Linked DNA regions of Homo sapiens: regions 2, 3, 4, 5 and 6 are each linked to region 1. Evidence: chromatin loops called from intact Hi-C (ENCODE). Cell type or tissue: Caco-2. All regions are shown on one strand.

What was found. Hi-C counts contacts between places; a loop is a spot of excess contacts. Peaks named below come from ENCODE experiments on the same cell type or tissue, not always from the same donor. Only the 100,000 strongest peaks of a DNase experiment are listed, where the experiment ranks them.
Region 2: a loop joins it to region 1, with 4 times the contacts of the local background. A loop is called at or near these places in 2 of 110 quality-filtered maps.
Region 3: a loop joins it to region 1, with 4 times the contacts of the local background. A loop is called at or near these places in 2 of 110 quality-filtered maps.
Region 4: it touches region 1 in a loop (11-fold over the local background); 3 of 110 quality-filtered maps call a loop at or near these places.
Region 5: a loop joins it to region 1, with 9 times the contacts of the local background. A loop is called at or near these places in 2 of 110 quality-filtered maps.
Region 6: it touches region 1 in a loop (5-fold over the local background); 2 of 110 quality-filtered maps call a loop at or near these places.

The regions. Positions count from the first base shown.
Region 1 is chrX:106,690,333-106,695,332 of GRCh38, forward strand. It overlaps a transcript of RNF128 not described here. Among named protein-coding and RNA genes, the nearest start is that of RNF128, 34 kb to the right of the region's middle. In Caco-2, no CTCF peak of the experiment used is centred here; DNase peaks (open chromatin) are centred at 2,559 and 3,279; H3K4me3 peaks cover 2,113 bases.
Region 2 is chrX:106,799,895-106,804,894 of GRCh38, forward strand. It overlaps TBC1D8B (TBC1 domain family member 8B), which reads left to right and starts at 2,779. Exons shown (of 21, transcript NM_017752.3): 1 at 2,779-3,089. The coding sequence starts at 2,960. In Caco-2, no CTCF peak of the experiment used is centred here; a DNase peak (open chromatin) is centred at 2,737; H3K4me3 peaks cover 2,050 bases.
Region 3 is chrX:106,479,220-106,484,219 of GRCh38, forward strand. No RefSeq gene overlaps it. Among named protein-coding and RNA genes, the nearest start is that of RADX, 130 kb to the right of the region's middle. In Caco-2, a CTCF peak has its summit at 2,263 (motif pointing right); no DNase peak of the experiment used is centred here.
Region 4 is chrX:106,789,637-106,794,636 of GRCh38, forward strand. It overlaps RNF128 (ring finger protein 128), which reads left to right. Exons shown (of 7, transcript NM_194463.2): 5 at 550-646; 6 at 1,430-1,598. Among named protein-coding and RNA genes, the nearest start is that of TBC1D8B, 11 kb to the right of the region's middle. In Caco-2, CTCF peaks have their summits at 2,039 (motif pointing left) and 2,239; no DNase peak of the experiment used is centred here.
Region 5 is chrX:106,772,086-106,777,085 of GRCh38, forward strand. RNF128 (ring finger protein 128) reads left to right here. Exons shown (of 7, transcript NM_194463.2): 2 at 828-1,075. Among named protein-coding and RNA genes, the nearest start is that of TBC1D8B, 28 kb to the right of the region's middle. In Caco-2, no CTCF peak of the experiment used is centred here; a DNase peak (open chromatin) is centred at 3,076.
Region 6 is chrX:106,609,577-106,614,576 of GRCh38, forward strand. It overlaps RADX (RPA1 related single stranded DNA binding protein, X-linked), which reads left to right and starts at 2,402. Exons shown (of 14, transcript NM_018015.6): 1 at 2,402-3,147. The coding sequence starts at 2,505. RefSeq lists enhancers at 2,397-2,586, 2,627-2,966. In Caco-2, no CTCF peak of the experiment used is centred here; a DNase peak (open chromatin) is centred at 2,295; H3K4me3 peaks cover 1,819 bases.

The sequences.
Region 1 (5,000 bases):
TTTCAGAACTTAATGATTTAACTTGTGCAAAAATATGTCAAGATTTGAAACTAGTATGTTCAGATTATTTAACAGGGAGCCAGTGGTAAAGGCCTGGGTGTGTCTTCCTACCTTTCTCCTTGTTTGTGCATACAATTACACTTCTTTGTAAAGATGCAAAGAAGGCTTGGTTTTATTACCAAAAGAAAGTCATAGTATGCATATTATTCTTTAATTTGCTTTGCTTTCCATGGGTATAAGATCTTTAATAACATGTAATAAAATACCTTTGGGGCATTTGCTACAAATATTTCCCCAATGTATCACTGCCTATTTAAAATAGTTCAATATTGTTGAGTGAGCAAATGTTCCACTTTAATTTTTTCCACTGATATGACAGTCTTTTCCCTTTCACAAGGTTTAATAAATACCCAGGTCTGTGTCTGCTGGTTTTAAAAAATTCTTAATTTTTCAAAAAACATTATTACTTAATCCAACTGTAATTTATTTGGGTGTTTTGTGAGGAGGAAATGAGGAGCAAACTGATTATTTTCCTTCTTTAACTGACTAGCCAATTGTCCCATCACCATTTATTGAATGGTGCCTTCTTGGGTTGTTTTGTTTTGTCTTGTTTTGTTTTTTGAGACAGAGTCACTCTGTCACCCAGGCTGAAGTGCAGTGGTGCAATCTCAGCTCACTGCATCCTCGACCTCCCAGGCTCAAGCAATCCTCCTGCCTCAGCCTCCCGAGTAGCTGGGACCACAGATGCACACCGCCACACCAGCTATTTTTTTTTTGATAGAGATGGGGTTTCATCATGTTGCCCAGTGTGGTCTCAAACTCTAGGGCTCAAGCAATCTGCACGCCTCTACCTCCCAAAATGCTGAGATTACAGGCATGAGCCACTGTGCCTGGCCTTTTTGTATTTTTTATTGATAGATTATAGTTGTGCATATTTATGGGGTACATGTGACATTTTGACACATGCAATGTATATCGATAAAATCAGGGTAATTGGGATATCCATCACCTCAAACATTTATCTTTTCTTTGTGTTGGGATCATTACAATTCTTCTCTTCTAACTGTTTTTGAAATATACCATACACTGTTGCTAACTATATTCACCCTTCTGTACTATCGAATACTAGAACTTCTTCCTTCTAGCTAACTGTATTCTTGTACCCATTAACCAACTTCTCTTCATCCCTCCCTCCTCCTTCCCTTCCCAGCCTCTGGTAACTACCCTGGAGACATGGGAGGAGAAATGAGGCAGGAGAGCTTTTCCTTAGTGTATTTTTATCCTGAATTGTTTCCTGAATACGTAAAATGTGTTAAGATTTTTTAAATGTTCAAAACTTCAACCTATTAAATCCACTGAAAAAAACTGTTAGGATATAATCTTAAACACAGAAAAAGTTATTATAACAAAATGATAATAGCAAAAATATTATTTAAAATTTTGACCAAACAAAAATGGAATGACTAAGTAAACCGAGGTATTTCCATTAATGGAATATCATTTATCCAACAAAGCATTGTCTACAAAGATTATAAGATAAAATATATAATGACTGAGATATTAAATGAAAAACTAATTTAAAAATATATAAATATGATCATGTAACTAAGAAAAAATCCCTACACAAAATAATGAAAAGAAATCTTAAGATAAACAAAGAAATATTATTTTTTAAAATTTGACTTCTAATGGATTTAGGTAACTTCTCATTAATCTGCTTTTAAAGTTTTTCATGAGAAGATTTTTTAAGGAGTAATTTAATTGGCAGAAAAGGATAGATCAAATTTCTGGGATTTTACTAATTATTTAAATGTTGAATGTTGATGTTGAATTTATCACAAAAGACTGTCCATCAGCAATCTCTAAGCTAATGGTTTTGACAACATTTATAATAACAATAATAACATTTCTGTTTTTAGTCTGATAATTTTCTCTGGTGAATACAGGCTTTATTGTGATCCTAAAAACACATCAAAATGATAGGGCTAGTAGCAAAATAATGAACTATTTGTGTTTACTCTTAAATTGACCATAAGCTAATACACAAGACCTTTAATCTTTTCAGTTCAATTATATGAATTATTAGGCTGTTACTAGGTGTATGATGCTAGTAGTACCAGGTACTATGGGAGGGTACGCTAATGAGTAATTGGCAGCTATGATATGATAGCAAGGTTCATATTTGTATTATACATCTGCTGGGATTTATTCAGCAGGTTCTGCTGCTGATTCCCTGAACTCCTTCCCTCTGCTGAGTGGTGTGAACTGTTAATTCTCACCTGCAGGGTCCACTCCAACACTGATATTTCAGATGTTTAAAAGCGGACAAGAAGTAGGGAGAAGAAACAGCTTCATTGACCACCTCCATCAACAACGTCTCCTATTTTTTTATTTTCGGTTGTCCTGTCCCCTTGACTCTAGTAAACCTTCCTGATTCCAGATTACCTGACTTGGACCTTGGACTACCATTGTCCCTACCTTCCTTTTGACCTGGTAGCTTTTTGCTTCCCTGGAAGCCTGATGCCTGTTTGTCTAGTTTGCTGACTCTTGGCCCAGTCAGACTCCTGATATCTCTGTTTGTCTTGTTCGTTCATCTATTCCTTCATCAGCCCTTGGCACACATTGCAATCTCCCCATCCCAGCAATTTTCACAGACCAGTTGACCCCGTAGCGTATGTGTCCTAATGCTCTTAGTGTCCAGTGTGCTCCTGAATAAAAACAGAGCTTGAACTAAAGGAAGCAATGAAACAAATAAAGTTGTCTATACATCTGGGAGAACTAAAAATTTAAAAATGTAAATGTTAAAAATTAAACCTTCAACAACCTTTTTTAGAGTATAACACATGGGGCACAAAAATTAATGGAATGCAGCAACTTGCAGGTATCAATCAATCAACAAATATTTGAGTGCCTGCCATGGGCAAGGCACTATACTTGAAAGGAAAGGAATTCTAGCTACTGAAATATGTTTGTTTTCCAACGAATAAACAAGGTAACAGAGGATATCCCTTGGGGAGCCTGCTAAGAAAACACACACACACACACACACACACACACACACACACACAGAGAGAGAGAGAGAGAGAGAGAGAGAAATTAGAAGAGAAAAAAGCAATAAAATTCATTCTACTAATGCCATAGCAATTAAACTCATGGATCTTAACTTACTCCAGGCTGAACTGGTTGATAGCATATTTCAGCAGGGCTTGGCAAACCAGTTTAGTGTTTTAGATATTCTGAGAGAGGTAACTTTCAGCCTTGTCACGTGGGATTCCCCAGAGTCCAGTTCCTCTTTCCAATCCACTCCATGTTTATGAAAGTGCATTAGTTGGAACAGTAAGAAGAAAAAAAAATGTACTGCAGGAAGTCATCCAATCCTAATAAGTTGACATGTAGAATAAAGTTGATGGTGTTATTTATTACTAAGGTAGTCCTGGTTAAGGGTTACCTGTGTGTACAGCTGGAGGAGGGGCAAGCAAAGGGGAATGTAGATAACTAAAGTGAAATAGAGCTGATGTATCCAGAGGTTATGTTGCTAGAGGTGAGATCAGTTACCTACGTGCAACTGAAATTTCAAACTTCTGTTCAGCAGGGACGTGAGTGGACAATGGTGACTGATAGTTGGAAATATCAGCAAACATCTTAAATTTTATACTCAAATGAATGAGCAATGAACCAGGAGAATAGGTCCAGTTTTTTTTGGCTCCTTGTAATTTTTACCTTTTTACTTAAAATTACAGCATCTTTTTCAATGAGTGCCTATGTGACTGTGACTTATTACAATGAAACCAGCAACTACACTGCAATAGAGACATGTGAATGTGGCGTTTATGGATTAGCTTCACCAGTGGCTAATGCTATGGGAGTGGTAGGCATCCCTAAGAACAATAACTACCAAGCTTGTGACCACAACACTGAGTTTAGTAATACTAAGAAGCCCTGGATTGCGCTGATAGAAAGAGGTAATTGTACATTTTCAGAAAAAATTCAAACAGCGGGCAGAAGAAATGCTGATGCTGTTGTGATTTACAATGCTCCAGAGACTGGCAATCAGACGATACAGATGGCAAATTTTGGTAAGTAATAATTGATTCACAAAGAGAGTTAATGTCCGTTTATCTTAGAATGGTATTTCCATCTAGAACTGGTCTAGGATCTGGCAACAAGGTTGTAAAATAATTTTACTTTAAATTTTCTTGCCTGGCACAACTTGTAATTACTTTATTATTATTTAATATTTTTAATTAATTTGTTCCAAAGACAGTAGCAATTCATGAAGTGATTCCTATTTTCTTTCATGTTTTCTTAGCAATATAAGTTTCCTCAGTGGGCATTATATCGTGAGTTGCTTTTTAATAAACTGTGCCTTTACCTCTAAACATTAAAAAATTTAATTTCATTATTAATTTGCACTTCTCAGTTTGATTTATTTTCTCCTGCAAAAGGGATTGTATGTTTTCAAGTTTGTGAAACTGCAAAACAGTTTCATTATGCTTAAATAATAGCATATTATAAGTGTGTAAAATGTTATAGAAATGAGAACTTGACTCTACTGTATGCTTGTAAGATTTGAATCTTTTTGCGGGACTGATACAAACGAATCTGCAAAAACGTGATATTACCCATTGAAAAGTGTATGGCAGAAATAGGATAACACTGTAATTAACAAAGAAAATAAAGATTTCCCTTAGAAATATTTACTAATGGCTTCTTAAGTAAATAGAAACTTCTAATTTATTAACTTTTTAAAGGAGTTACTTCTGAAAATCACTGGTTTTTATTTATTTAAAAAAACAGTTTCCAAGTAAATAGATTTTTAAACCAATGAAGAAGTAAACTTCTGAACCCCATTTTGTTCACTGTGGATAGGTATGTGTGTTTTTATCAGACTTGGTCTAAAAAAAAAAAGGAATAATTTCAATCAAGGCAAGCGCTGACAGTAAATGAATACAAAATTTTGATAATTGGTGTTATTGCCAAATTTGGCCTCTAAGAAAATT
Region 2 (5,000 bases), 110 kb after region 1:
CTAGCAAGCTCCAGGGTGATGCAAATGTTGATGGTCTGGGGTCCACACTTTAAGTAGCAAAGCTTTAAATGGCTCTCTTCTGGCAGTAGTCCACCTGTTTTGAATCTTACTGCTTCTAAACTAGCTGCAGACTGCAAAAAAAGTATAACCTAAGCTAGTGACATTCCTTTCAAAAAAGCCAGTAAAATCCTGAGTGACAGCCTCAGTCTTTCCATAGCACAGGGTTTGGAATTGCTATTTGGGGTTTCCAAATACCTTTTCTTATAGGTGTTTGAGGCTCTTAGAAGGCTGAGTCAGCTGGAAGACTGACCTTCAGAAAAATGAAGTATTATTTATCTCTACATGGTGTATTATTGGGTCTGTTAATATGTGGCTTGGATAAGTCAGAAAACAAGAATGGAAGCAGACAGATGAGTTGGGAAGCTATATTATCATATGGCGGGAAAGTGTTGTGAGGCTAATCTAAAGCCATAATAGGCAGATGGGATGGACTTTTGAAAAAGAAGTAGAGGAGTGTGTGTGTGTGTGTGTGTGTGTGTGTGTGTCAGAGAGAGAGAGAGAGACTGGCCAACCAATGGACTAACACCAAGTTCTTACTTTCAGTGTCTTGGTAAACAGTGGCCTTTGAACTAGGAAACCTAGTAGGAGAAACATCAACCAGGGGGAATATTGGAAAAATAAGTTTGGCTTTGAACATATTGTATTTGAGGTAACTATGGACCATATGCATAAGCAGTATAGTGTCATGGTTTGTAATCAGACAAATCTAGGTTCAAATTCCAGCTTTGCTGTTTATTTAGCTATACGATCTTAAGCAAGTTACTTCTCTGAGCCTCCTTTCCTTCATTCGTAAAGTAAGCATGTAAAAATGTGCAAGCTTATTAATGAAAATTAAATGACATAATACATATACAGTACCAGTACAGCACCAGTACTGTACCAGCAATGCAGACAGTGTGCAATCCCAGTCCTTCCCCAAGCAATTTATATTGACATTGAATAGAGTGGCACGCTCTATTTTTTTAAGGTGCTTCTAGGAAAATACTTTTATTTGCAAGGGTGCGAAATTAAGTCGTTTATTATTGAGCCAAAAATTTAGATCACATAAGTAATTTAATTAGAAAAAAATGTTTACATAATTGGTGAAATGTTTATTTACTAAAGCAGGAGCTCTCTAAACGCCCTGCTGTAAGCCAAAAGTGGCCCTGATCCTGTAACAGGGAGCATGTGGGTATACCTGGAAGAAATTGCAGAGTAAACAGGTAGAAAAGCCATCCAGTTCTGGATAGCTTTTGCCACACTGTAACCTTTAAGGGTATTGGAAAAGGATGTGGTTTGATGGGGAAGGAAGTAAAAAGGGGAAGGAAAGGTAAAAAGAAAGGAAGATATCTCTCAACGTTTGCTACATTTACTGATCTTTCTCCAGGAAGAGAAGAAGAAATTACCTCCCTTAGTACACATTCAAATTGCGATGGCTTTTCCCAAAGATACATTGCAGTCTGGACTCTGAAAGGATTATCTCTTTCCAAACTGTCCAGATAGCTGCCTTGGGACTACTTACTGCCATTTAGTAGAAGAGAATCCCAGATTGCCCCTTTTCTCATTCACAAGAAAAATCCCTGCTTGGAGCACACGCCTGCCTCACTCGAGATGGCACACATCTTGGAAGGTTACCCCAGAGATGCTCCTCCAGGGCAGAGTTCCTTGGCTTGGCATCTGCGTGTGCCCCACCCCATTTTTTTTTAATCCACATGACTTTGAGGCTCTATTCTCAAAACAGCTTGCCAAGAGCCCTTTGCTTATACATGGCCTCCCAACTCCTTCCTCCCTCTAAACTTTTTTTCACTTTTAATGCACTCTTTAATTCCGGTGGACTTAGTTATTGCAATAAATAAAAACATCTGTCAAATATTTCCTCACAGCGATATCATGCAAATTATTGACCTCATTCACCTTAGTGTTCAAACCGCTGCGCATCATTGCCAAGATACAAAGAGATCAAGTTTGCTTCCAAAGGGATTTTTTTAAGAGTTTAAGAAAAAAAAAAATGCACATAAATTGTTTAGATTCCAAAATAGGAAGCTGGACAAGAGATTTTCTGTGGTTCATTACAGCAGTTTAATAAACAGATAGGGGCGACAGTGAAGGAAAGGAGCGGTGCACGGAGTGAAGAAAACGCGTGGCTTCTGGAAATTTTATATTCTTCCTATATAACCAAAAAGAGCTTAATCTAGGCATGAATTTTGGATTTAGAGAAGGAATCGTATCACTGACTGTGTGACCTTGGATAAGTCGCCTCACCCGACAGTGCTTTCCTTTATTAATGTGCAAAGCGGGGACGAATGTCCACTTCGCAAGACTGCTGTGAGGATTACGTGAGATCGCCTGAGTCTATAGTGAGAGCTCATTAAATGTTAGTTGTTGCTACTGCTACTTCCTGGAATGAACCGATATTCCAAAATTCCAGAAACTTTGTTTTCTACAGTTTAATGCCTTCGGCTGTAAAATGATAAAAAGAAGCAACACCTTTACACCTGGGACTCACTTATTTGAACCAAAAAAATGCTTTAAACTTCAGATAGGCAAAACACACTTAACTGATGGCTGGGACCCGCTTTGAAAGCACCCCCACCCATTCTCACCCCAGTGTATTGTGGGAAGGGTAGTCCCATGTTCCAGTCGCTTGAGCACAGAAAAGCGCGTAGGAAACTACAACTCCCAAGAGGTAAAGAAGCGGGACTATTTCCCAGTCTGGCGGTAGCGCTGTGGGAGGGAATTGGCAATCTCTCTGCCTACGTGGGAGAGAAGGGAGGGTTGGGGGAAGTGTGGAAAACCTGAACCTGAGCTGCTGTCGCCTGAGGAAGATTTGGTGGGAGGAGAAGCAGAGGGGAAGAGACGGGTTGAGAGTGAGGTGAGGAGGGCATCTAGGTCACTGCTCCCGGGGGGCACAAAGTTCGCGATGTGGCTGAAGCCTGAGGAAGTGCTTCTGAAAAATGCGCTGAAGCTGTGGCTGATGGAAAGGTCCAACGACTACTTCGTGCTGCAGCGGCGTCGGGGCTACGGGGAGGAAGGCGGAGGGGGGCTCACAGGTAAGCTGTGGCCACCCTACCTGCCTCTGGGCTGTGTTCGCTGTTACTTAAAAGGTGGTGAGGACAACAGTTACTCGTCGCTACCAGTTTCCCGATCCTAAATCGTGGGCGGAGGGACTGGGGTTCTTCTCCCGACACCACCTTTCCGCCACCACCTCCAAGTCCTGAGAATGTCTCACTGGACGACGAGTTGCTCTTTGGTTGGGACAGGTGAAGGGAGGAGCGCGGTTCTTTCTGAGGCCAAGGAAGAAACGGGTACCTACCTTGTCGCTTCCCATGGGGGGAGGGAGGCTGATGATGAGTGTTAGACCTAGACAGGTCGCATTTAGGCTGGTGACAGGGGCCAGTTCGCAGTTGTGAACTTAACTTTTTTCACAGAACCCATACCGATCATCAGCACCCTGGGGAGATTAAGCGTATGGGGGATGGGATGGAGTGGGTACGCGGGGATGGTGAGGAGAAAGGGAGGCGCCCAATCACATCCTGAGAAATAGACTTCAAAAGAAATATTAGGGAGGAGGGAGAACTGGAGTCAGGAGAGGTGGAGGGGTAGGCTCAGAATTGCTGATCTCTCCCAATTTAGCATCTTTTACTTTGTCTCCAAGTTTTCAATCTTTGGGATCCCCTCTCAAAGGCTATTAACAACGTCGTAATAAATTAATCTCTTGAGTGACTGGTGCTGCCCCTTCATTCAAAGCTGTGATTGTAAGCCAGACGGTAAGAGTTTAACTCTTCCTGTCTAACCCACCCTGACCCCAATTCTTAAAAAGTGTTTTTTGGCCAAATGTTTAAAGTTTCCAGAGAAAGTTATTTTGAGACCACTCATCTTGGGTAGGGATATTTAAAGTTTTGGACGTTGGGAAAGCAAGAGCTCTTTTTCTAATCAATCTCTAATTTGGTATTGTGACCTTGAAGTGGTAGACCAGGCAGCGTGATGTAATGGAAAGAGGGAAGAGTCCCGAAAACCTGCATTTTAGTCCCATCCTACTCTCTTACTTGTTGGATGACATTCCTCAAACTCTTTCATTTACTCAACCTTAAGCACCTACTGTGTGCCACAAGGTTCACAAGATTCAGTTTCTTGGCTTTGCAGTGCTTATAATCTGGATAAGAAGGGTGGGAAGGTCTAAAGGAAAAAGAAAACCACCTAGTAAACTAGGCAAGTTATAATTCATGGAGGAGATGACCTTGCTTTTTCTCTCTTGGAAAATGGTGCCTACCTCACAGAGTTGAGAGGATAAAACGAAAGATAATAGCACCAAATCAATGTATGTCGTCAAGATGGTGATAAACGTATGCTGTTATTTCGTTTTCAAGCCACTCCCGGGGTGCAAAGAATTCTGAGGTTCTACAGGACATTTTTTAAAATTTTGCTAGACCTATTAATCTTATCCAGCTTCTAAAAAGGCCCTCTCGAAAATATGGCAACAAAAATTGCCCTGTTAAATGTGACATTTTGTCATTTTCTAATTTTTAAAAATTACAAATGCTATTTTGCAGAAGAGTCTTTCCATTTAATAGATGCAGATATTTTCGAGATCAAAATTTTAGAATCGATGTTCATAATTACCCAGTGACATAAATTATCCACTTGAGTCCATTGAGAATAGTTCAGGATATATTTAAAATAGATTTCAGGCCGGGCACGGTGGTTTATGCCTGTAATTCCAGCACTTTGGGAGACCGAGGCAGGTGGATTGCTTGAGACCAGGAGTTCAAGACCAGCCTGGACAACATGGCGAAACCCCATCTCTACAAAAAATACTAAAATTAGCCAGCCATGTGGCCCCAGCTACTTGAGAGACTGAAATGGGAGGATGGCTTGAGCCTGGGAGGTCAAGGCTACAGTGAGCCGTAATAGGGCCACTGCACTCCAGCCTGGGCAACAGAGGGAGACTCTGTCTCAAAAAG
Region 3 (5,000 bases), 210 kb before region 1:
CTCACTCATAGGTGGGAACTGAACAATGAGAACACTTGGACCCAGGAAGGGGAACATCACACACTGGGGCCTGTTGTGGGGTGAGGGGAGGGGGGAGGGATAGCATTAGGAGATATACCTAATGTAAATGACGAGTTAATGGGTGCGGCACACCAACATGGCACATGTATACATATGTAACAAACCTGCACGTTGTGCACACGTACCCTAGAACTTAAAGTAATATATATACACACACATATATAAAGAGCCAGTCTGATGTTTTACTCCTTGGTTCCCAGATTCACATACTCTAGATTTGGAGGCCACAGCATCAAATATCAGTTTTTATTTCAGATCCTGGAGGAAAGTGCCCTAGCTGCTCAAAGTGTTGCACCTGAGCTGATACATTAGCTGAGCTGCTTTACCTGAACAATAGAATGAAGACAAACACAAAGGAGATGCTGATGAACATAAATACTACTCCCTGGTGAGCCTGAATGTAGTCTAAGGCCAGTCTATTATTCATTAAAACCTATACAAAAAAGTTTAGACTGATTAGCTGATGTTATAGAGTTTGTGGCATCTCATTGGCTATGGTTGCTAAAGATAATGATTGGTACCTGATCATTGTCTCTGGGGCATGGACACTGATGCCGGGGCATAGAACCAGGAGTAAAAGTACCCCCCAGCTAGGACAGCCCTCTTTATCCAGTGTTCCAACAAGGGATAAAATGGGTGGTATCACCTTCAGTGATTACTGGGAGCCATACATGAGCTAAAAAATCACCACTACCCCCAGTGGAAATGTTCTGTGGCCCCCTCTCTAATACATACAAGCATATAACCTGAAGAGGCTTCTTATACTTGGTTTTGTATTGTTTTGGTAAAATCACATGGGTGACGTCACTGAGTAGACACAGTTTTGATAGCCATACATGGCATAGGCCATTGGTGTGTCAGAAGAATCATGTGGATTAGTACCGGTCACACATAAACAAGATTGCACTGGTCAGAGTGTTTGTACATGCATGAAGGGATCCAAGTTTGATAGCCGTGGCTATGGGAGATTTTCAGCTTTTTAGCATGTGGATGAGAAAGATGGACCTCAATGTGAGTTAGTCAGCTGCGGCTACCACTTCACTCAGATGGACCATGGAGATGTTTGCCAAGCAGTAGTACTGAATCCAGGGGACATAGAACATTGATTGCTTCCCCCATTCCCATACCTTCCAAGGTCTAAAGACCGCATATACTGAGGTTGTTACTTTCCCCCAGGCGATGAGGTTGTTGCTCTCCCTCCATGGCCACACAATCTGTTGGTCCTAATCCAGTAGTCAGTACCTTGTCTATTCACCCATCCATCTCCCACTTGCTCCCAGACCCATCCAGATGTGCCAGGGGTTATGTGGGCTATGGTACAATAGTAGGAATTTCAGTGATATATTATTATCTATTCAATGATCTAGTATCATCTATTGCTGCTTGAGTGAGCCACTGCAGTGGTAAATCCAAGCTTCAGAAATTCTACCAACGGATCATTATCCTTGTGATCTGTGACATCCCATGCCCAATGACAGAAGCTAGGTGATAGCAGGAACAATAGGTTGGAGTCTATCTCACTTTGTTGTCTAAGGTGAAAAAAAGAGGAATGGTTGGAGATTGTCAGTGTAGAATCCCTGATCTAGAAGGCTGGTCTCCTTGTTCTCTGACCCCTTCTCTCTTGACATTCACACAACCATTCAAAGATAAATATTTCTTACAGAGAGAAGCCTCAGATAATAACCATACAGTCTGACTATGATGTGTAGTCCACAATTCTGGCAACATAGCTTGCCTAGAAATATTTTACAGTCAAGGTTTTGAAAATTTACTCCACCTCTTGATGATGCCAGCAGCCTGAGCATGAAAAGGGGCATGGGATGCATGGCGAATGACATCCCCATCAGTGCACTGTTGGGTCTCCTTAAGCTTGAACACTGTGCTTTGGAAGACTGTAAGTGGCAGAAACAGTAGAACTCAGACTCAAGTATTACCATGGTATTCCCAGAATCTGCAACTCACACAGGAATGGCAACTTCATAGCTGGAATAGATTTCTCTTTTTTTTTGAGGTTTCCAACACATTTTATTTTGCAGACCACTGCTTTGTAGCTTTTGAGGACAACATCTGTATCAATTCCTATAAAATGTCCAATCAATTTCAGTTCCGTAGCAGGCTCTTCCAACTGGAATAGATTTCAATGGCTGTTAGATACCAGAAATAGCCACAAGGTGGCAGCAGAGAATGGAAGTAGACCCTCAGGAATGGTCAAGGCTCAAAGTTGTGTCACCTACTGACAGATGACACAGATGGAATTCTTTTAAGCCCATTGGATTATGGTGGAATAGTCACTTGCCCAGTCCTATGATGAATACAGATAGCATTGCTATGCACATGCAATTGGCCACATTGTTTGATTTAGGCTTTTCTGAGTATGGATGCTTTCCTTTGGCATTCACATGGATTACATAAATGTTCTGTCTGGCTGCAGATATAGCTTTCCAGAGTTCCTGGCCCAATAGAGGGGTGCCTTTTATATACCAGTAGTCATTCTCCATGAATTCAAACAGACAGCTGAGCTGTTTTCACTGACACTAACCCAAGTGTCAGTGAAAATACAATATGCCATTTCTCTATGAGTATTATATAGGACAAGGATGGCAGTATTCAAATCAGCCAATTGTGCTGACTGGCCCTCACTGCAGGAGGTCTTCCAGGGCTGTCCTTGGGGCTTAATTACTGCCAATACCCAGTGAGACCATTAGCTTTTACTTCAGCTAAGCCATCAGTAATCCAAGGTCAATCATCCTTGGGGATTTGGAAGTGTGATCACCAGATAGCAAAAGGCTTCCCTTGTGAATGAGCAAGGGGAGGTTCAAAAGCCTCTAAAGGTATGTAACCTTTTTGTATATGGAGGACACAGTTGTGGGACCAGATCTGCCTCTCTCTTAAATATAATATTTCCATTTAATAAAAGAAGACTGTTGGGCCTTTCTGACTTTATTGTAAGCATCTGAATGAACAAACCCAAGATGGAGGTGTCTGGGCAAAATGTTACCTGGCATTCCAGAATAAGGTTCTCATTCTCCACAACTTCCCATTAGAAGGCCAGTTAGTTATTTCCCAAATGGAGTGTGATGGGTGGCCTGGTCAGGGAACTCGACGGGCACATACAGGTGGAAGCAGTCTCTCTTTGGTAGAAGCTCAACACAGCATAGTCATCAGTAGCAGATACTTGTAGTTACAAGGGACCCTTGGGGTTTTACAGGCCCATGTCACTGCCCTAGCCTACCTGTTATTACCATAACCAGTTAAATTTTCTAGATTTTCTGCTCAACACATACATAAGGTGCAACAAACTGTCTGGATGAGGCACATAATGTCTCGAATATCCAAACAGTCAAATTAACTTCTGGGCTCCTTTTTAGGTAGTGGTGAGTCAAAATGCAAGTAACTTTCCCTTTTATATCTTAGAGATTGATATTTGAGCCTTAGCCCACATGGCTCTCAATAATTTGACTTGGGTGGTTGGTCTCTATATTTTATTAGGAGTAATGAGCCACCCCTTGGCTTTCATGCAAGTCAGCAAACAGCCATTACCACTTGTTCTTTACTGGGGCTTACCAGCACAATATCATCAATATATTGGAATCAAGTTATCCAAGAAAGGAAAAAGAACTTATTCCATACATCTGCACGCTCACTGATGGCAAACACCAAGAAAATATAGCTTCTCCAGATATAGCATAGTAATTGTGTGGGAGCTACAGGGACAATGGCTAAATTCAGCTGGCAATAAGCCTCCACCTCCCATTCACCTGTTTCACTAGACACTCAGGGCCATTGTCAAGATATAAAAGCTTTCAACACTCCTACTGTCTTTAAGTCCTTCATTAAGGCCTTGATTACTTTCTCATCTCCTGGAATTCTATATTATTTGTGTAGTGTAATACAGGAGAGAACTGGAAGTCTAGTTGGTGGTTTTGGTGTAATCTTCTCACTATCATCATATTGCAAGATGCTCTTTTTCACAAGTGGGAGAATCCCCCTTCTTAGACTCTATGAGTACTCACAGTAAATGCATGTAAAACAGCAATAGCAATTATACATCAAGCAGTAAGAGTAACAGCAGTAGTGGGAGTCTAAGTGACCACACCCAGATGGTTACAGTTAATCCCCTTTTCTGTTTCACTACATCGCCAAATTCAGCCAATTCACTGGTAGCACTTGTCCCTCAACAGAATCTGATAAGAGAGTTATTTAAGCACTGGTATCCAAACAAGCCACAAAATTTCTCATCTCCTACCTTTACCCCATGCCACATTGTACCCTTGCAGAGGCATATGACCTCTGGGCCCCACTGGGGACAGAAAGACCTTGACCTCACGCTTAGTCCCCCTTCTTCAGATCACGATACATGGGCTTAGGGTCCAGCAGTGGAAATGCTGAAGGAATGATAGCCAGTTGGCTACTATAGGATAATAATGAGGAAGTGAGAAGCCAGTTGACTATCATTCTATGGTAGCCAACTGGCTTCTTGCTTCCTCCTATAAAGACGGAACCCACAAATGGGGTACCCAGACTACCAACATTTCTATCCAGCTAACTAGAAATGGCTTCTTACTTCCTCCTATAAAGAGATATTGATCTCCATGGAGAAATCTGTCCCCACTGAGGCACTTTAAGTTTCAACCGGATAAACAACTGCCTGTTTGTGCCCCTTCTCCCTATGCCTATAGCTCCTATCTGGACCCAGTTGCTTCAGTGCTCAACCCATTAATCTCTTCTTTGAGAAACTCTGTTTTACAGCCAAATCTATATTGACTTATGGCTAGGTTCCTTTGTAGGGGATTTATTCTTTTTCCCACTGTTCTTTATTTTATCTCAGATTACAGAAATTTTGCTTAGATGAGGATGGGTCTGTCTTTCTCTTAGGCATTTTTCAACCTACAATCATAGCCACCTGCACAGGGTCTCGA
Region 4 (5,000 bases), 99 kb after region 1:
ATCCATCAAGAAAAAAATAAAATGAAATCATGCATCTGTTTGAAAGTGTTCATTCCTTAGTTTTTTAAATTATCCCTCTCCTGAAGGTTGTTCTTAACACTACTTCTTTTAGCTATTTAATACAATAGTGATGCTCTTGGAACATATCACATTGCCTAAAGCATCAGTACAGTGTTGTTGTACTCAATACTATATTGGACTATATTATTGAGAATGACTGTACCATTTATCAGTTAGGGAATTCTAACTGTTTAAGATTTGAAATAATGAACAAAGTCTTAGGTCAGGTAGTGTCCTAGCCATTTTCAAATGAGTACTGAAAATATTTTTTTTTGGAGCTAGAGTAATGAGGCTTTTACATTTAAAAGTACCGTATTATGGAATTTCCAAATTTTGTTTCTGTGACTCCTTCATTTTATGAATAGTGTGTTTAAAAGGAAAGGCATCCATTCAAAGACTAAATAAAGTTACACTAAGTAATCTGTTAATATATATTAGGTAAAGTGTTGCTACTTTACAACTGATAATTATGTTTTTTTCCTGAATTAGCCATATTTTCCATAAGACATGTGTTGACCCATGGCTGTTAGAACACAGGACTTGCCCCATGTGCAAATGTGACATACTCAAAGCTTTGGGAATTGAGGTAAACATTAATATGTTATTTATATGAAGAATATATGCCTGGGCTTTGGAGAAAATAACAAAATAACATCCTTATTTTTTCGCTATGTAATACACCATACTTATAGTTTATACCTAAAACCAGACATATTTATATCATATAGACAATGAGGTGCCATCTTGGGCCATCTCCATTTTCCTTCTTCCTCCCTCTTTCCAAATAGACTCATTATTTGGTCAGAATTTGAAATGATAACCATATAAACCACCAACTTGGCATCCCTCTTTCTGTTTTTGTAATCTTTTACTATTGCATAGTGACCAAACTTGTAGTTAAATAAGCAGACATAATTTGAGAAAGCATAATAAATATTAAATTATAATTTTATATTTGGTAAATGAAAAAAAGGCCTATTTTCAAGATACAACATAAAATCGAGCTCAAATCTTGACTTGGGAAGGTACATAGATGACAATGATTCTCAAGTTCCATAGGGGACAGCATGATGTTTTTTTAGGGCCTAACTTGTACCCAGCATTATTTTATGAAGTGCTGGTATCACCCAAATGAACATACCAGATGAGAGTGCACTCCGCCTATAGCATCTTTCATCCCATTGGTGGACCCAGTTACTCTGTTTTGACTGGGGCTAACAAGAGACTTGTGATCATCAAAAGGGATCATAGGTTTAAAAGGTTAAGAAATATTGCTCCAATGAGTCACCTATAAAGAAACTTTGAAGTGATATGTCGAGGAAAAGCGTGTACACTGAGAGGCTTTTAATTTGTTACATGTTCTTTAAAGGTGGATGTTGAAGATGGATCAGTGTCTTTACAAGTCCCTGTATCCAATGAAATATCTAATAGTGCCTCCTCCCATGAAGAGGATAATCGCAGCGAGACCGCATCATCTGGATATGCTTCAGTACAGGGAACAGATGAACCGCCTCTGGAGGAACACGTGCAGTCAACAAGTAAGCATCATACTAAAGGTTAACGAGTGCCCTGCAATCCATTGTAGATCATATGCCTGTATAGTACTCTTGCTTTTTAGCGTTTGTTCCATTCAGCCATTATCATGATCCAGGTTTTTTCTACTTAAAATAATGCCGTGAAGGATGCACCCCTACCTTAATATACATATATTCAAATGTATTTGAAATAGATGAAATGCATCAGAGTGGGGATTATTTACAAAAGAAAGATTTATTGGAAAGCTTCTCTCTGATGCATTTAAATCTTGGCTTATTAACTAATTACAGAGGGTAAGGAGAAACTTTAAACTTTAGGAGCCATTGTTTATTGCAGATAAAGCAGAAATTAAAATAAAGGAGTTCTGAAATGATAAAACAGAATTCAATTTATAAAAGTTTGATTTATACCCAACTTCTCTGGAACCCATGTTTTGCAAGTAGGAAACTGTTTAAGAATGGTATGTGCTGCCACCTGTTGACTATTTACCGTGAAATGAACAAACTGTTAGAAACTAAAATTGAATATATCATTTTCAAAATTCATGTGAATTTGTATTGCAACTTAGTAATTTTATGCCAAATGAGAAATTTTAGGGAGTTCTGTTTTTCCCTATAAAGATAAAACCCCTATAAAAATTATTTTCCCTTTCTTTTACCTCAATCTTTTCCATGTTTTTGTTGGTTTGAAAGTCTTCTCTCAATCCTCATTTTGAGATAATTTAATTCTAGTATAAAAGTAAAACAAAAACTGATTGTCAAGATGACTTATGAAACTTTCAGCTTCCTATTATATAAACCTTTGTCCTCTATAGGCTTATCAGTGCCATAGATACCACTTCTGAAGATATCACAATGAATATAACCACACAAAGGCAAACTTTGTATTTCTTATATCTAATCTTCAGACATTCCCTTGAATATAAACTAGTTATAAGTATCTTAATAATCTGTGGATTATTCTACCTGTAATAGAGAATCATTGTCTGATTGCCCCAGATGATCTTGTACTCTCATAATTGTGTGGTAATAGAATTCAGTAAAGATAAAAGAGAGTGTACGAGATAATTTATTGCTAGTCTTTTAAAAAACAACATTCCAATCTACTCTTTTTGTGTTCTGTTCTTCTGTGGGTAGGGGTGGGGTGGGGGAAAAAGGTAAGCACAACAGATTTTGCAGAGATTTGAAAAGCAAATGAAATAATGATCCATGTTTCTCCTCCTGTATTCTTAATTTGGATGATAGTAATACTCACCCAACCGCCCCAAACCAGAAACTAGGGACATCCCAAATTCTTCCCACTTCCCCTTCTGTGTTCTCAATTCTGTCCCCTAATTTCCAACCTTAATTCCACAGTCATAGTTTGAGCCACTATCTTCTCTTTGCCTATTCCTTCCATTCTTCCTTACCCAAGAAGTTAGGGGAGCCCAGTATAACTCCTGTTTCTCCTTTAAGACTGACACCTCTTTGAGAAGCCTCTCTTGACTAGATGTGATGGCCCTACTGTTGGCTTCCATAGAACTTCGATCATTGCACTTACTACACTGAGTTGTATTAAAACTTTTAAAGTTCTTTTGGATAAGAACAGTGTCTTATATTCACTGTTGTCTATCCAGCACCCAGCACATAGTAGATACTCAAATTTATGTTGAATGAATTACCACTTAAACCAGATTTAATTTTGTCTGGGATTACATATTACTAGTTTAAGAATCTTGCGTATTAGCCATTGATTCTTATGGTGATAGTTGATTTGCATAACTTTGTAAATACACATAGTTCATGTCGTGTGTCACATCATTGGGCTAAGTTCTATTAGAGCACTGGTTTTCAAACTTAAGTATTCATTGAGTCACTTGGAGGGCTTATTAAAACGGAAAGGTCACCACCAGAGTTTCTGACTCAGTGGGTTTTGGGTGATGCCTAGGAATTTTCGTTTCTAACAGGTTCACAGGTGATACTGATTCTACTAGTCCAGGGACCACATTTTGAGAACCATTGAATAAGGGCCCTACTGTCAATCCTGGCTATACATAAAAATCACCTGGAGAGATTTTAAACTTTGCTGATGTTTGGACTGTACCTCAGAGCAACTGTGATTTAACATGAGGTGCAGGGCCTGGGCACAGGTATTTTTTATTTTAATTTGAAATGATTTCAGACTGACTGACAAAAACGTTTCAAAAATAATACAAAGAATGCCCATATACCATTCACCCAGCTTCTCCAAATGTTAACATATAACCATATACAATTATCAAAACCAGGAAATTTGCTGATAAAATGTTATTATCAAAACTATAAACTTGACTCAAATTTCACCAACTGGCCCACTAACGTCCTTTTTCTGTCCCAGGATCCCACATTGCATTTAATTGTCATGTGTCCTTAGTCTCCAATCTGTGACACTTCTTCAGTCTTTGTCTTTCATGACCTTGACACTTCTGAAGATTACTGGTCAGTTATTTTCTAGAGTGTCCCTCAATTTGGGCTAGTCTGCTGTTTCCGAGTGATTAAATTTATTGTCCATTTTTGTCAAGAATACTACAGAAGTGATGTTGTGCCCCTTTCAGTGCCCCCATATCATACCAGGAAGCACGTGATGTTGGTGTCTTATTAGTGATGATTCAAACTTTGCCCACTTGGTTGAGGTGGTGTCTGCCAGGTTTCTCCCTTTAAAGTTACTATTTTTCCCTTTGTAATTATTAAATATCTTATAGAGAGATACTTGGAGACTACACAAATGTCCTGGTACTTATCATACTTCTACCCACTACTTTTAGCAATCATTGATGCTTCTTGCTTGCAGTAATTATTGAAGTATTTACCAAATGGTGATTTTCTGTTTGCATCATTCTTTGTACATTTATTGATTAAACTTCTAATATAAGGAAGAGCTCTTCCTTCTCCTCCATTTATTTATTGAGTTATTTATTTATTGTACTATAGGATCCTAGACGTTTCTTTCATTCTATAATATCATTCTCATCGTTTATCCCTTGCTCATATCATCCTAGATTTGGTCATTGGGAACTTGTTCAAGTTGGTTTTTGTGTTCTTTCAACTTTCTTACTTTCTGGTAACACAAGGTGTTCTAGGTCTGGGATTAGCCAACTTTTTCTGTAAGGGGCCACATAGTAAATATGTTAGGCTTTGAAGGCCTTAAGTCTTCATTTTCATACTCTTATTTTTTTGTTTTTGTTGGTTTGTTTTACAACCTTTTACAACCATGATAAGCACTTTTAGCTATGGTTTGTAGGCTGGAGTTTGCTGGCCCCTAGGCTAAAATCTAGGTTAACCTTGTACTTTCCCTCTCCTAGCCCTAGAATCAGCCACTTCTTCAGGAGGCCTTTTACTGGAGAATAGTATTTCAAAACCAGGATCTGAGCAACGGGCATGCTTATT
Region 5 (5,000 bases), 82 kb after region 1:
GGAATGGCATGAGCAATCTGACATTCTTTTAACATTGGGAAAGATAATGTTTGTACTTTATTTTTTTCCACAAAACTTATATAATTGGTGGTAGAGAGGTAAGTATTTTAGATAATTAGACCTTTAGTAATAAGATTAGTCTTAGTTTAGGCTTGTCTTTAATAGGTAGTGAATAGAAATGTGCATTTCTATATGTTATCTTCATTGCTAACCTGATCACGTCTGTGTAAAACCTTAGAACACCTTGAGCAAATTTTATATTGCTTTTGAGGATATAGAAAAATGGTACATCATGGACATATGTAGTTTGTACATTTGGGTTTGTAAACATTGTTTGGCTCAAATTACTATCCCAATATGTAAATCCTTATACATGCTAGTAGTGAGCTCTTGAGATAATTTATCATCTTATAAATTGGGAAATATTTCTGTATTCCCCAAATCTTAGATTCCTTATCATATAAGCCCTATTTTCTACAATTTGGGGGACTATTTGTCTTTAAGCAAGCCTTCATATAAGATGCAAATTGGGTCTCAAAGGCAATACTGTTGAATTATAGATAGTTAATCTGAGGAGGGGGAGGTGTTTGTTGTATATAATAGCTTCCTTACTAAGTTATGAGTTCCCTAAAATCGGTAACCAAATCTCATGCGTGTTTATATAACCTACAACTTTCATATAGATAGTAGGTGCTCAAAAATGTTAATTGAATGAATGGGTATCCTTCCTTTGTCTCATTGAGACCCATTTAAAATCATTTTAGCAATTGGGTTATTATACTAAGAATGTTTCACCAAACTAAAACTGAATTTGTTTTATTTTACAGGTGCAGTAGACATTGTTGCAATCATGATCGGCAATCTGAAAGGCACAAAAATTCTGCAATCTATTCAAAGAGGCATACAAGTGACAATGGTCATAGAAGTAGGGAAAAAACATGGCCCTTGGGTGAATCACTATTCAATTTTTTTCGTTTCTGTGTCCTTTTTTATTATTACGGCGGCAACTGTGGGCTATTTTATCTTTTATTCTGCTCGAAGGCTACGGAATGCAAGAGCTCAAAGCAGGAAGCAGGTTTGTAATGGTCCTTTCTTCCACTATTAAAAAAAATTTACTGTTCTAATTGTAGTTTCAGGGTCCTGCATTTTAATACATTGTACTTGCTAGACAATGATCTCCCCATATGTTTTACAAAATCTGGTAGTTTTTAAAAGTATGTCAGCTCTTCTCAAAGGTTTATTTTCTATATTTGTCAAAGAACTTAATCCTACCTGATTAAATTTTCTAACACCTCATTAGAGAACACATCCAGCATTTAATTACATATAGGTGTAAATACATATGTTCTTTTAAATAAACATTTTTTTCTAAATTACAAAAACATTTCATACTCAATATAGAAAACTTAGAAATTAGAAAGTACACGGGAAAAAAACTCACCTAAAACCTGATATAGCAATATAACTATAGTCATCGCCCAAAGGTAACCACTATTATTTTATATGTACGTCTGTATTTGCATGTGGGGATGGGGCTGAGAAGAGGGACTAGGCTGAGAAGGCAGGGTAGAAGATCTGATTGTGCATGATATATTGTTAGGCTTCAAGTGGAGTCAAATATTAATAGTTTCTACCATATTATAACAGTGTATAAAAAGGTACAAGGTACACAAACAACAGAGCAAAAATACCAAAGCATTACTGAACAGTAAAGTACCTATGGTTGTATGGCATTGTTCCTGCCACCATTAAATTGTCCCCCTCAGCCCCCTGATATGCTCACATTTCTCCTTACCCAGCTTAAATTCCATGGTTACTCCCATGCATACATCTTCAGTTCCCGTGGCCCTTCTTTCTCTTTGTTATAGTTGCTGGAAAAACAAATCCAACCCTGGTTAAATTTACTTCCCACCTACTCTATGTCTTCACCTTGCACAACTGAAGTATCAGAAAGGCATTTACAGCTGTACTGACTGATCTCACTTTAAATTTGTGACCGTAAAATCAGAGTGGGCCCTTAATGCTACCCAGGAATCACACTATGTTTTCTTGGCCATTTACTCTCCTACTGTTGGATAACCATATGTGTTCCTTTCCCTTTCTCCAACACCTCCTCCAACTTTACTCTCAATTTGTATTTTATTTTACTGAGAAAATTGAAGCAATCAATAATACTTCCACATCTTCTCATCTATCTTCATCTGCGTCTATCCTATTCCCCTGCTTTGTCTTCTGTTTTTATGGATGAACTGTTCCTTTGCAAAGGCTAACTCTTTCACTCAGGTATAAGATTATTTTTGTCTTTTGTATACTCAAGGACATCACTCCAGAAATTTTCCTCTCTCACTCTCCTACTTTAACAATTTCTCCCTCTCCTCCTCATCTTTTCCACCAACATGCAAACATAGTATTATTGCTCCCATTTTCAAAAGATTTTCTCTTGGCCCCAGGCCAAAAACCTTGAAGTTGTTCTTTATTCCTTTTTTTCTGTCACCTCCCATGTAAACTATCAGCAAATCCTATTATTTCTACCTTCATTATATATCCAGAATTTGATTATTTCTTATTACCTTCATTGCTTCTGCCCCAGTCAAAGCCACCATAATTTCTTACCTCCTCCTCCCTTCAGGTATTCTCAGTATAACAGCGGAATGGTGTGCCACTTCTTTAGAAAGCTCAGTAGGGATTTAATGCTTTCAGATGAAAATACATTTTTATATGTACTGAGCAGTTTCTCTAAAGGCGATCGATTTCTGGTCACTTCATGTACTCTTCCTCCAATAAGTGAAAAGGAACTCAATTTATTTAGGGGGCGGAAGGAGCAGTGAGGATTTTTATATAGCAAGAAAGTTAATTTAATTTAGGAATAGATGAGAAATTGAAATTTTATTATAAAAACTTCATAAAGATTAGATACCAGCATATGGTAATAAGTGATGGTTATCTCAGTGTTTAAAGTTAATTGGCTTCTATCCTTCTCCTTAGAGAAGCAGCTTATCACATTGGTGGCAGGTTCAGCCTGATACTAGCTGCAGTCAAAAAGATGTTTAAAATTCCTGTACCAGGCCACTCAGTAGTTTCACACTGTGTTAATATTTGACATTTGTATATTGTGCGGTTTTTTATCTGCGAGGCTGGAAGGAAATTGGTGTCCAGTGTGACTAACTATTCAAAGGTTATAGTTACAATGACAAGAGTGTTTGGTTTGCATATGTTCATGGTGGGGTATGTGTTTCAGTATTCTCAGTGCTATAATAAATTTATTGACATGGCATTAAACCCCATCAGAAAATAATAAGGTTTATAAAGAACTTTGTCTGGTGTTACAGAGCTTCATTGGACATTTAGCTCTGGTCTACGCATTTAATTTTCATAGTTTATAATACATCTTATGATAATTAACCTCTGTAGAAATGGTCAAGAATAGCATTAAAACTTCTCATCTATTTGGAGAAGGCTTTTGAAGGGGCTTTTAAAAATTACTTAATGGACTATATCTGTTTATCCTTTGAGGACTAAAAGATTAAATATATGGCTGATAATCCTTTTTGCTTATAAATATTTGAGAGTGCTAGAATGTCATTTATATATTTAATTTTCATGACAGTATTAATTTTTAAAAGGTAGAGCTTAATGCATATGCTGATTATAATTATCACTAAACATTTAACTATATTATCTCCATTTTACTGGTAGAAATGATGATGAAGCTGAGTTATGGAAATTTGGCTTCATTAGAATGTTAGGCAAATTTAATATATTCAAGAATTTCTTCCTTCTGAAGGTTATGATACATGGTATATAATGTCAGGAAACTGATAACTGTAACCATAAATTCTGATGACTGAATGCTCAGATGAGCCCCCAGACAGAATAGCCTCATATGTTGTAGTGTGATGTGTAAGAACACATATCATCCCTGTTTTTTAGATACAAAGCTTTTAAACAGAACAAAAAAGTATCAATGGATTATAAATGAAAATAACATATTAGGCCTTATAAGTTAGTTTCATGTCCCTTCCGGGAACAACCCTAACTTGAGACAAGAAAGATTATGGGAAACCTTATGGCATACACAAATTAAACTACATTCAGGAGTGACCACTATACACTTGACTCTAGCATGGAGTACCAAACATTTTCGGGTACCGTAAATGTATCCTAACTGTATTCAAGCAGTTAATACTCAATAGCCACAATGCATGTGTTGGATTAAACATTGGCAAGTGAAACAAAAGAGGGCTGTAGGTGAAATAGGAGCTGGCCTAGATATAATGTGAAAAGCTGAATTTACTTTTAATGAAGAGTGGCTTTCAGAAGAAAAGGATTTACTAACTAAAATAGACAGATTAGAAGGAAATCATCTTCCAAGAGGAGGGAAAAGAATGGGAATCCACTTGCAAAGGTCATAAAGCTTTGATAAACTGATCACACAGACCCAACACATAATGCTAGAGAATGCTAGGAATCAATATTGGGAAAGAGAATATACTCTAACACAACAGAATCTATTAACTATTTTACTTAAAAGTGATCCCCAAGTAGCCATGGGGGTAATGACCTTCCATTTTTAGCTGTAGAAGCTCAGGCAGAGAATCTTTGAGACACATGCAGATCCTCAAATTTATGGAATTTTTTTTTGTAAAATTGCAACTTGCACTGCTGATCTCTGACTGATCTGGACCAAAGGATGGGCCAAAATAAGGCTAGTAGGAATAGAACTAATACTGAATGATACCCATGTACTCCCATGGGAGGGAAATGGCCTTGCTGTACAAAGTTAACAGGAACCTATAACTTGATAATAATATAAGTTGAGACAAATGATTGGCTTTGTCCCCAGCTAACATGGAACCTAGAAATGACAGAATGATTGCAACTGGTGACAGCATTTGTTCCTCATCATATCTGGCATATGGGCAAAGGCTAATTCTTCTAGGAAGGTTTAATAAATATTTCTGTGACATTTCCGGATTTTTTTTGTAACCAAACCAAACTGT
Region 6 (5,000 bases), 81 kb before region 1:
CCAATTCCAGTAATTATCCAAATACTAAGCACCACTGCTAATATCCATCTTTCATGAATTAGCTGGAAGGACACAGAATGTGATGAGACAATACTATTAGTCATAAATTTCACTGAGCATATATAGTTTAGGGGCTGCTGATGGAATAGATTTGAAATATTTCAAACACATTCTCCTTTGATAAACAACAGAGATAGTCGACATTTAATGACCCCTACAGTAAATGCAATACAAATCCATAATTTCATTTATTCATTCAACAAAACTATTGAGTACCTACTATATGCTAGATACTTATTTTGCCACTGGAGATTCTGCAGTTTACATAACAAAGTACCTACACTCAGGCAACTTATTTTATGTTTGGTAAATTTGGATTTTTGTATATTGCATTTGTTTGTTTATGGAAAGCCACACTTGTATATTCCCTTTGGTAGAGAGGCACTGGGAATTATATGTTTTACTTATTTAAAATATTTGAGTGCCTTTTATGCATAGCAGTAGTGAAAGAACAAATCAGTTTCTGCTTTCGAAAAGTTTAAGATCTAGTTAATGCAGATCATAATCGGGTGTTCCAACTTGTAGCGACTTTGCTACCCCAGGGGACATTTGGCAATGTCTGGAGATATTTCTGGTTCTCACAACTGGAGGGGGAGGTGCTACAGGTATCTAATGGGTAGAGGCCAGAGATGCTGCTAAGCATCCTACAGTGCACAAGACAGCCCACAACAAAAAACTTTCTGGCCCAAAGAATCAAGAGTGCCCATGTTGAGAAACTCTGAGTTACGCATACATTAAGTTTTTTTTTTTTAACTGCAAGTATTAGATGATAAGTATCAAATGAGTGATACAAGGTGATACAGAGAAGAGAAAGATTATCCTAGACTGAATTGGTGAGGGGAGGCATCATGAAGGAAGTGGGGTTCAAGACTAAGTGTCATGTCACTCCTTTGCTCATAATAGAAGAAACCCTGCTACCTCTCTGACCTCACCTCCTACCACTCTCCCCCTCGCCCCTCCACTGCGGCTGATTGGCTTATGCATTTCCTTGAAAATATCAAGTATGCTTCTGTCTCATGGAATTTATTCTTCTTGTTTTCTCTGATTCAAGTGCCATTCCCCTAGATATCCACATAGCTCACTTCCTCACTTCCTGCACATCTCTGTTCTGTTCAGTCTCTTACTAGAGAACCTTTCTGTAATCATACTTTTTATAAAATATTAACTCCTGTTCCCTCCACTTTATTTCCCCTTACTATGTTTTTTGGTCTCCCTAGCAAGGCTATACCCTGCCCAGACCAGACACTCAAGAAATCTGTATAGAATGAGTAAATTAGTTAAGTATTAATAACGGCAGGGCTCTTTAGCCCAAGCAATGAGAAGAAACTTGAGGGAAGGACCCTGACTACAGTTATCCCCAGTGGCCTAAAACAGTGCCTACCTCATATAGAGACTTCATAAATAGTGAATAAAGAATGATAAAATAGAGAGCCAAAGGAAATTAGTATAAACAAAATCAGCTCATAACCATCTTAAAAAGTATTCTTAGAACAATTACTCCCTTCTATGTATACTGGATCTAAGTACATCTATTAAATATTTTATCCTTAATTTTTACTATTCTTATCAGCTTTTTCACTTTACATTCGTTCCTGATATATGCCTTGCATTAAACAAACAAACATTAAACAAAGTTTCTGAAATCTCTACCCTAGATGTATATTAGGCCAGGTATTATATTAAAACTAGCTGCATTTTAAGAAGTCTAATCTAAAGGCAGCCCTTTACAAGCCAGTTCTAGTTTTCTATTTTCATTTGCACTTAAACACTAATTCACCCACCCTACACTCAGGGAGCCACTACAGATAATTATGCTAATGCTAATCGCAATAGCAGCTAATGTTTACTGAGGACTTTTTGTGCTAGAGTCTGTCCTGGAGGCTCTGCATAAATTATCTGGTTTTGTTCATACTACAGGAAACCCATGTTATAACATTAACATATGTTAACCAACTCTAAATTACTTTCTGTTCCTGGCCCAAAGCCCAAACCCCCAAATCCCTGAGCTTTGACTCTGCACCCTGATTCTTGCCACTTTCTCTTTTCCCTTGCCTCTAGGCATCCTCCTTTCCAGGGGACCACAAGCGCTCTCCCCCTCCCTCTTTGAGAACCATGACAACCACCGATTCCCCCTCCCCTTCCCCTGTCATCCCTCCCCCAGACGGCAACCCGGCGGGCACAAGGTCGGACGACCTGCTACGTAACTCGCGCGTGTGACTGCCTAGTAACAGTGTCTCGAGTCGGAAGCGCTCGGAGCGAGGGGCGGGGTGGGAGAGCTGGCGCGCGCACGCGTAAAGTCTTTGCAGCCTCGCTACGGGGCGGAGTCTTGCCTGTCAGCAGGGGCAGAGTAGCGATCGTCGCCAAAGCGCGCGGTTTTATTTCTCTCCGCTTTGGACGGGGCAAACTAGCTTTTGGGAGTGAAGCGGGTACGCAGTTATCCAACAATGTCTGGTGAGTCAGGACAGCCTGAGGCTGGTCCCTCACATGCAGGGCTAGATTGGCCGAACCCTGAGAGGAATCGGGCTGGGGTCCCGGGAGGGGTGATCCGAAGAGCTGGTTCCCAAGGGCCCAGGTCCTGGATCCAAAAGGTTCTTGAGCAGATTATGGACTCACCTCGCCAGTGTGTCACCCCCTCGGAGGTGGTGCCTGTAACTGTGCTGGCCGTCCAGAGGTACCTGTTAGAGGATGAGCCACGCGACACGGTGCCCAAGCCTCCCCTTTATTGCTATGATGTGACGATCTCAGATGGGGTGTACCAGGAGAAGTGCTACCTGGACCCCAGCTTGAACTCTCTCGTATATCAAAATATTCTTAAAGTTGGCATTCAAATGAGAATTTCCAGGGTCTCATGTCTTTACAATGAGAAAAGGATAGGCCAGGGGATCCTGTGCATAGATAACGTCCACTGTGGGGAGACTTCAGACAGTATTTCTTTAGAAACTCCCTTCAGAAATAGAGCGCACCAGGAGAAACCAGAGAGGCCTTTAAGAGGCGGGAAGAGTCATTACCTGGCGCTGTGGAATAACGAAGATCCCTATGGAGATATCTGGTTAACAGACAAGCAACCTGAGGAACACAACTTTAGCGGTAAGTGTTTGGAAAGAACGGCAGAGGGTTTTAAAAAAAATAGTTTTCAGGAGCTTGCGTGAACGGGAAAGGAAATGAAAATGCTTTTGTATTGTTAATTACAAGCCAGGAGTGGTAGGTAGACAAGTTTTCTTAAATGACCAAGGGATGCTCAATGAAATTTGCACAGCCAGTGGTTTTTGTTGGTGTTTTTTGTTTGTTTGTTTCTTTGATTGCAAAAGTGGCCAATTCAGGAAGTGTGTTTGACTACATCTTAAAATTCAGTCTGGCAAACGTACTGATGTGGGAGTCAGTATTCCTCATACGTTCGTTACATGTTTGATTGTGGTGGAATTAATCTTAGTTTTATTCCCAATCCAGTTGTGGAAATAGTACGTTGTGTCGGTTGAAGAGCTTATAGATTTGAATTTAGCATAAAGGTTGTAAAAATTTGCGGGTTTGCATGTTTTAATCTTCATTCAAAAAGGATGCTCCGTGATGTATTCCTTAATACTTTACATTGATTGAAACGCCGTGTAACAGTTATGTAAATATCACCTTTTAACGGTGTGATTTTTATGGGAAGGCTTGACATTCTCATTTTCTTGTTTCTTATTACTCACCACAAAGAGTACTGATCTGGGAACTTCAATTTTTCTGTATCAGAAGTAGGAAGTTAGCTTGAAAACACTAGCTTGCCATCAGCAACTGCTCTAAAATACGTTTTTTTTCTCTAACAGATGAAATTAAGGGGAATGATAGTACTGTAGGCATGAACACGTTTGAAATGGGGAAAGAAATAAAATGCAAAAAATAAAATAAGAGAAAGTACTGGAAGGAGAAAGACTATAATTTTCTACATTACTGCTTTTCAGTCCCTTTTACAATGTTGTCACAATGCTAAATCACGGATAATCTTACTGTGACGTGTAAGAGCAACAAACTTGAAAGTAAAAGAATAACTAGCTCAAAAACCATGCAATTATAGTCACATCCAGTTGTAAGGAAAAAAGATGTTATAGAAATGTGTAGGTAAGGATATTTTAAATAACTAAATTTTAAAAAGCAAGATAGCTATTTCAGGGATGAAAAAATGGAGTGATTTTATCTCAAGTGTGAAATAAGGCAGTAGTGCATTACTACTCTAAATGTTGATCACTTTAATTTTTAGAATTGAATATGTAAATGAAAAACTGGTGCCCTACAAGAAAAGTTGAGGGGATTAATACTTTGTAAAATGTATTTTGTCGTAATATCTATTCATTCATTAAAACCATATTTATAATACAAAAGGCAATGTCTGTATGCCAAAATAAAACCCAATCTGTATATTTGAAAGTATATTGTGTTAGAAATATACCACCAAAGTATAGTAAAATGTTAGTGATAAAATCTAGGAAGTGGGCATATTGATGTTCACTGTAAAATTTATTCAGTTTTGCTATATGTTTCAAATTGTTAATAATAAAATATTAGGGAGAAGTGAAAGACCTCTTTCACCTTCCCTAGTGCCTTCACCTTTCTTCTAAAAATCTCAAATTGTCAGCAGTTTGTTGTGTATTTTTTTAAAAAAAAGGAATTAATGTCGCATTGTGTGATTTGCTATTTCCACTGAACACATCTCAGGCATCTTTCATGTACATCTGTACATACAATATTCCATAGCATGGGTGTGCCATAATTTCTATAATCATGCCCATGTGAATAGGTAATTTGTAGTTTTAGGCACTTATTAGTGTTTTAGTATTACATACAATGATAAGCATCATTAGAATGTACACATATTTTTGTTTACTATGTTCAAGCATTGCTGTTGAACGGCTTCCTCTGGCGAAATTGCTGGCTTAAAAGGTATTTAATTTTTTTAATTTTGT